Regions from separate parts of the Homo sapiens genome. Here region 1 is linked to region 2. Evidence: chromatin loops called from intact Hi-C (ENCODE). Cell type or tissue: HCT116. All regions are shown on one strand. Each heading gives the region's core, and the rest is flanking DNA. Links, peaks and the distances in the headings are about the cores only. Region 1 has its middle 160 kb from the start of AIPL1. Region 2 has its middle 8.0 kb from the start of NLRP1.

Region 1 (2,911 bases), core at 194-2,693, 690 kb before region 2:
GGCTCCCTCACATAGCCAGTAGTGCTGGCTGTTGGCAGGAGGCCTCCGTCCCTCACCACAACGTCTCCTCCATAAAGATGCCGAGTGTCCTAGTGACATGGCAGCTGGCCTGCCCCAGAGCAGTGCTCCAAGATCCAAGAATGAGCCACAGTGCTTTTATGACCTATTTTCAGAGACTACACACCAGCAGTTCTGCTATGGGCTGGTAATTATAAGTGGGTCACTAACTCCAACTTATACTCAAGGGGAGGAGAATTAAACTCCACCTCTCGAAGCAAGGAGTATAAAAACATTTGTAAAAAAGATTTTAAAACCACCACAGAGGCATTGCATTTTTGTGCTGCTCTCTCGCCTTTTCTTGCTAGGAAAATGGCATGTCTCAGACAGAGACTGTTGCTCCAGCCTGAATCCTGGATCCCGCCAGTGCAGGAGAGTTGCAACTAGATCTTGCTGTTGCAAGATTCTGAAACTGAGAGGTTGTTTGTTACTGCAGCATAACCAAGTGAAAACTGCCTGCTACAAGGTAGTAGGTCTGAAGTCAGGGAGACTGGCTGAGAAGATGGGATTTGGCCTAAGGCAGGGGAAGGGGACTTGGAAGGTGGAGTGGAGAGGGCTTTGGTGACTGATGTACCACGGGGAGAGGAAGTTGCCAAGAGAACTCCAGGAATACTTGCCTGATTGTATGGGGCTTACTCTGAAGGAAGCAGGATATTTTTTAAAAAAGACTAGAGAGCCCCCCTGGAGCAACTAGAAGAGGCTTCATGGAGGGGGAATCTGGTGGGAGGGGTTCTTCAAGGCTGGACTGGGTTGGGTGATCTACTGCCAGATAGTCTGCTGCAGCCTGGACAAGCTGAGCTCTGGCTTGGCTGGGGATGATGTTCCCAGGATTCATTCAGTCATTGACTCAAAAACTAACATTTATTGAGTACCTACTATGTGTTAGGAACATTTCTAAACTTTGGAAATATTAAGATAATCAGAGAAAAAGCTATAGCTGTCAAGAAGTTTAAAGTCTGGTAGGCTGAGTGTGGGTGGCTCACGCCTGTAATGCCTGCACTTTGGGAGGCTGAAGCGGGCGGATCACGACGTCAGGAGATCGAGACCAGCCTAGGAAACATGGTGAAACCCCATCTCTACTAAAATGCAAAAAACTAGCTGGGCATGGCAGCAGGAGCCTATAGTCCCAGCTACTCGGGAGCCTGAGGCAGGAGAATAGCTTGAACCCGGGAGGCGGAGGTTGCAGTGAGCTGAGATTGCACCACTGCACTCCAGCCTGGTGACAGAGCAAAACTCCATCTCACAAAAAAAAAAAAAAAAAAAAAGGAAAAAGAAAAAGAAAAAGAAAAAGAAAAGAAAAAGTCTGGTAGATGGGAGAGGCAATAAACAAGTAACTAGTGTTGGGATCTCCCTTATCTCCTGACCACTGTCTGTTCCACTAGGCGGGGATCTTTCTCCACCTTTCTCTGCCAGGACATCTGCAGGAACCTTTCTGGCACCACCCAGTGGCTCACCTGGCGGCTGTGATCTGAGTTTGGCCTGACAGGTGAACTTCCTTCCCCGTGCCCCGACTCGCCCATCTTTGTGTGTCAGCCTTGTCACGTGTTTCTGCACTGACCGTGCCTTGTGTGGATGGAGGTGTTACAGGTAAAGGCAACCTTGAAAGCAGTCCAGGGAGGACCATGCTTTTGGAAGCAAAATGTTTTGGCACCAGGGCCTGGTGTTCTCCATGTCTGACGCGTGACCTTCACGCTCCCAGTGACGACTGCTGTGCTGTTACCACAAAATCCAATTTCAAATGATATTTATTTTAGTATCATTGTCTCCATCTCTGTCTAATTTTATTCCTATAGTTTCTTCATGCTTCCATTGACAACATCGCTGTTCTCCAAGATGGTCATAAAATAGAGTCAAGGTACATCAGATTTCCTTCCCAGGGGTGATAAGTGCAGTAGAACAGAAATTCCTTTACTAAAGGAAAACATGTTTTCATTTTTATTGTTGAAGAATATATGCAAAATTTCCATGACACAAGATACTTGTTATTAGCCAGTAACTTTTATTATGAGTTTTTTTTTTCTTTCTTAGCAAAGTAGAAACTAATACAAGTGTTTCCCAAGGTTGGACAAAGACCGATCAGACAGAGGTCAAGGGAAGATTTGTCATTAATTTGACTCTGGCTGGGCAAAAGGAGGATGTTTCTGGAAGTTCATTCCTTTGTGTGGTGTCCAGAGCCCAAGTCCTAATCGAGGCTCCACCACTGACTAGCTGCAGGATCTTGGGCAATTCCATTGCCTGGTCTGAGCCTCAGTTTCTCTCCTATAAAATGAGGGCCTCCTGCAAATAGACACACTCAGACATTGCTGGTAGTAGTGAGAATTAGCACAGCCACTTTGCAGAGGAGTTTGGCAATATCCAGCCACACTGAAAATGCAACGAAAGCTAAGACCAGCAATTCCACATCTAGGTTTCCACCTTAGAGAAACCCCCCCAGGGGTGTGCAAGGGTATTTACTGCAGCACTAATTAATGACAAAAAAAAAAAGGGAAACAACTTAGATTTCAGGCAATCAGAGGAGTAACTGAATAAAATGGAGTCTATTCATAAAATAAAATTAAAAGCAATTAAAGGAATGTGCTAGATTCACGCAGCAATATGGATAAATCTCAAGACGATCATGTTGAATGAGAAGAGTGTGTTGCAGAAAGCAGAGAAGAAGGTTATGTTGAAATTCTACCCCTTATGCTGATCAACACACACGAAGCAATACTACGAATTATCAGGGGTTTCTGTGTCTATGCCAAAGTTTAAAAATGGAACCAGAGAAGTGCACATTTAATTCATGATCATGTTTGCCTTGGCAGGATGAAAGAAAATAGAATTAGGAATGAGGAAGAAAGAGACTTTGAGTCTG
Region 2 (2,911 bases), core at 204-2,703:
AAAACTCCATAGACACAGATGAAGAATGAGGCATTTAACCCGAGTGGTTCTGTGCAGAGAGAACCACTCTTTCGGAGTTAGCTCAGCAGGCTGTTTGGGGGCCGCCACAGACACAGTGAGACTGTCAAGGAGGTGCGTGATTCCGTGAGTACATGCGAGGAACAGGTTCTGTGTCGTGTTGCCGCAAAGCCCTGGGAGGAAGGCAAGAAAGCAAAAGACCAATCCGTCGAAGGAAGTCAGGGACTGGTAAGAACCCTGGACAGCTCCATGAAGGCCAGCTCTTGTCCTAACCTTCATTCATTCCTTTGTTCAACACATAGTGAACTTCTACTTACATATAACTAATCCACTGCATTAGGTGCCGGTTGTATGGTGGTGTGCAAAATGGACATAATCCCTGCCCTCAAAAAAGTTATAGTGTAAGAAATAGGCAAGAACACATCAAGAATCAGTGGCCTCTCCCCTGCAGCCGGAGAGCTCCCTAGTCTGGGGGAAACTGCAGATGGGCCTTGGTCTGATTGTTCCAGGCCACACCTCCTTGAAAAGGGGGACTTGGGGCCGGGCGCGGTGGCTCACGCCTGTAATCCCAGCACTTTGGGAGGCCAAGGCGGGTGGATCATGGGGTCAAGATATCGAGACCATCCTAGCCAACATGGTGAAACCCTGTTTCTACTAACAGTACAAAAATTAGCTGGGCGTGGTGGCAGGCACCTGTAGTCCCAGCTCCTCGGGAGGCTGAAGCAGGAGAATCCCTTGAACCCAGGAGGCAGAGGTTGCAGTGAGCAGAGATCACGCCACTGCACTCCAGCCTGGCAACAGAGCGAGACTCCTTCTCCAAAAAAAAAAAAAATCTGCCCAAGATCCATTGGGCAGCAGAGCCTTGTCCTCCAGTCTAAGGAAAAATGATCATAGGCTGGGCATAGTGGCTCACACCTGTAATCCGAACACTTTGGGAAACTAAGGTGGGAGGATTTCTTGAGCCTAGGAGTTCAAGACCAGCCTGGGCAACATAATGGGATCCTGTCTCTACAAAAAAGTTTAAAAAAAAAAAAAAAAAGACAGGTGCGGTGGCTCGAATCTGTAGTCCCAGCTACTTGGGGGGCTGAGGTGGGAGGATCTCGAGTCTGGGAGGTCAAGGCTGCAGTAAGCCGTTATCACACCACTGCCACTCCAGCCTGGGTGACAGAGTAAGACCATGGCTCAAAAAAAAAAGTGATCACGGTGGGAGCCTAGGAGATCCTTAAGAGTCAGGAGAGGCATCCCGTTAGTGGATCTGCTAATTGCACCTCAATCAGCACTGGATTCACAGAAAGGTTCCTCCTCTTGCTCCCAGAAGCAACCTTCCAGATTGCTTTTAATGCATTCTCTCATGATTAGAAGAAGCCCTGTTTAATCAGCTGTTTAATTATCGCCACCTACTGGCCTAAATTAAATTTTGTCAAGAAAAGAGAGCCTGGAGTAATGGAGTTTAACGACCAGTTGACATCATGGATTTGTAGTTTTCTAGGGAGGTTTAGCAGGGCTGTCACAAGGGGCGTCATTAATTCTCCGCAGTAAGCCCCAGACAGTTGCAAATTTAGCTTATTCTTAAAGGCTTCTGGAAGGGAATTCCACGCTAACCTCCCCTATCTCATTCCTACAACTTAGCATCCCTCACTGGGCAGAAGTCCTACCCCAGGGCTAATCCTAGTTCCTCCTGCTGCACTTAAAGCCCCCTTGCTTTGATTGTCATCCATGGAGCTGGATGTTCTCAGCGGCCATCATCTGACCTCTGTATTTTCTAGCTCAGAAGCCTCCATAGGGAGGGGTAGGCAACAATCCACTTGAGGTACAGATACGTTCTGAGAGGCTCGGGCTTCCCCCATGTAATGGCCAAGGCAAGCGCGGAGCAAGCCGAAAGCAGCCTCGGGAGTGAGAGGAGGACAAGCCTATTGGAGAGGGATCTGCTGGCTGGTCACTCGGCGAGCACACGACTCAGCATATCAGTGCCATTGCGATGCATGGGAAGGAGGAGGCTTTGGAGTCTTATAGATCTGGTTCTCATCTGCAAAATAGGGACAATAATTTTAATCTTAAAAAAATAGTTGGGAAAATGAAATGAGCTAACTCTACAAAGTGCCTGGTATGAAACAGGTCCCATTCAACAGACGTGTCATCTGCTTGTCTCCCAACTCCCAGGACTGTCATTAAGAAAACTCCATTCAGGCCAGGTGCAGTGGCTCATGCCTATAAACTCAGCACTTTGGGAGGCCGAGGTGGGCGGATCACCTGAGGTCAGGAGTTCAAGACCAGCCTGGCCAACATGGTGAAACCCTGTCTCTACTAAAAATTTAAAAAATAAAAAATCAGCTGGATGTGGTGGTGCATGCCTGTAATCCCAGCTACTTGGGAGGCTGAGGCACAAGAATCGCTTGAACCGGGGAGGTGGAGGTTGCAGTGAGCCGAGATCGTGCCGCTGCACTCCAGCCTGGGGGACAGGGTGAGAGAAAAAAAAAAAAAAAGAAGGAAAGGAAAGGAGAGGAGGGGAGGGGAGGGGAGGAAAGAAAGAAAACTGGATTCAACCATTTTGTGTACTCACAGCACATTGTTCTGGAGCGACTCAGTGAACAAATTTACATACATATAAAGATACATGATAAAATTAAAATGTTATTACCTTAGTATGTACAGCAAGCAAAATTAAAACAAGAGTAGGGAGAAAATAAGATGAAACCAGGAGTTAACACTGTAGACATATCATGTGCTTTAAGATTGAACTTGGCATGTACATTTTTAAGAGATGGGCCAAACCTCTGACTTGAAAACCTCCCAGAAGACAAATAAAAGATGCATGAGTCTAGTTGCTTGATGCCGTGGTTGAAAGACAAAAATAATGAACTCTCAAGAGAAGCATATTTCTTTTTTTTCTTTT

What was found. A loop is a pair of places that touch in the nucleus more often than their neighbours do. Peaks named below come from ENCODE experiments on the same cell type or tissue, not always from the same donor. Only the 100,000 strongest peaks of a DNase experiment are listed, where the experiment ranks them.
Region 1: it touches region 2 in a loop (7-fold over the local background); 9 of 110 quality-filtered maps call a loop at or near these places.

What each region holds. Positions count from the first base shown.
Region 1 is chr17:6,278,467-6,281,377 of GRCh38, reverse strand. No RefSeq gene overlaps it. Among named protein-coding and RNA genes, the nearest start is that of AIPL1, 160 kb to the left of the region's middle. In HCT116, for the core only: a CTCF peak has its summit at 1,455 (motif pointing left); a DNase peak (open chromatin) is centred at 1,467; H3K27me3 peaks cover 46 bases.
Region 2 is chr17:5,591,090-5,594,000 of GRCh38, reverse strand. No RefSeq gene overlaps it. Among named protein-coding and RNA genes, the nearest start is that of NLRP1, 8.0 kb to the right of the region's middle. In HCT116, for the core only: a CTCF peak has its summit at 1,413 (motif pointing left); a DNase peak (open chromatin) is centred at 1,440.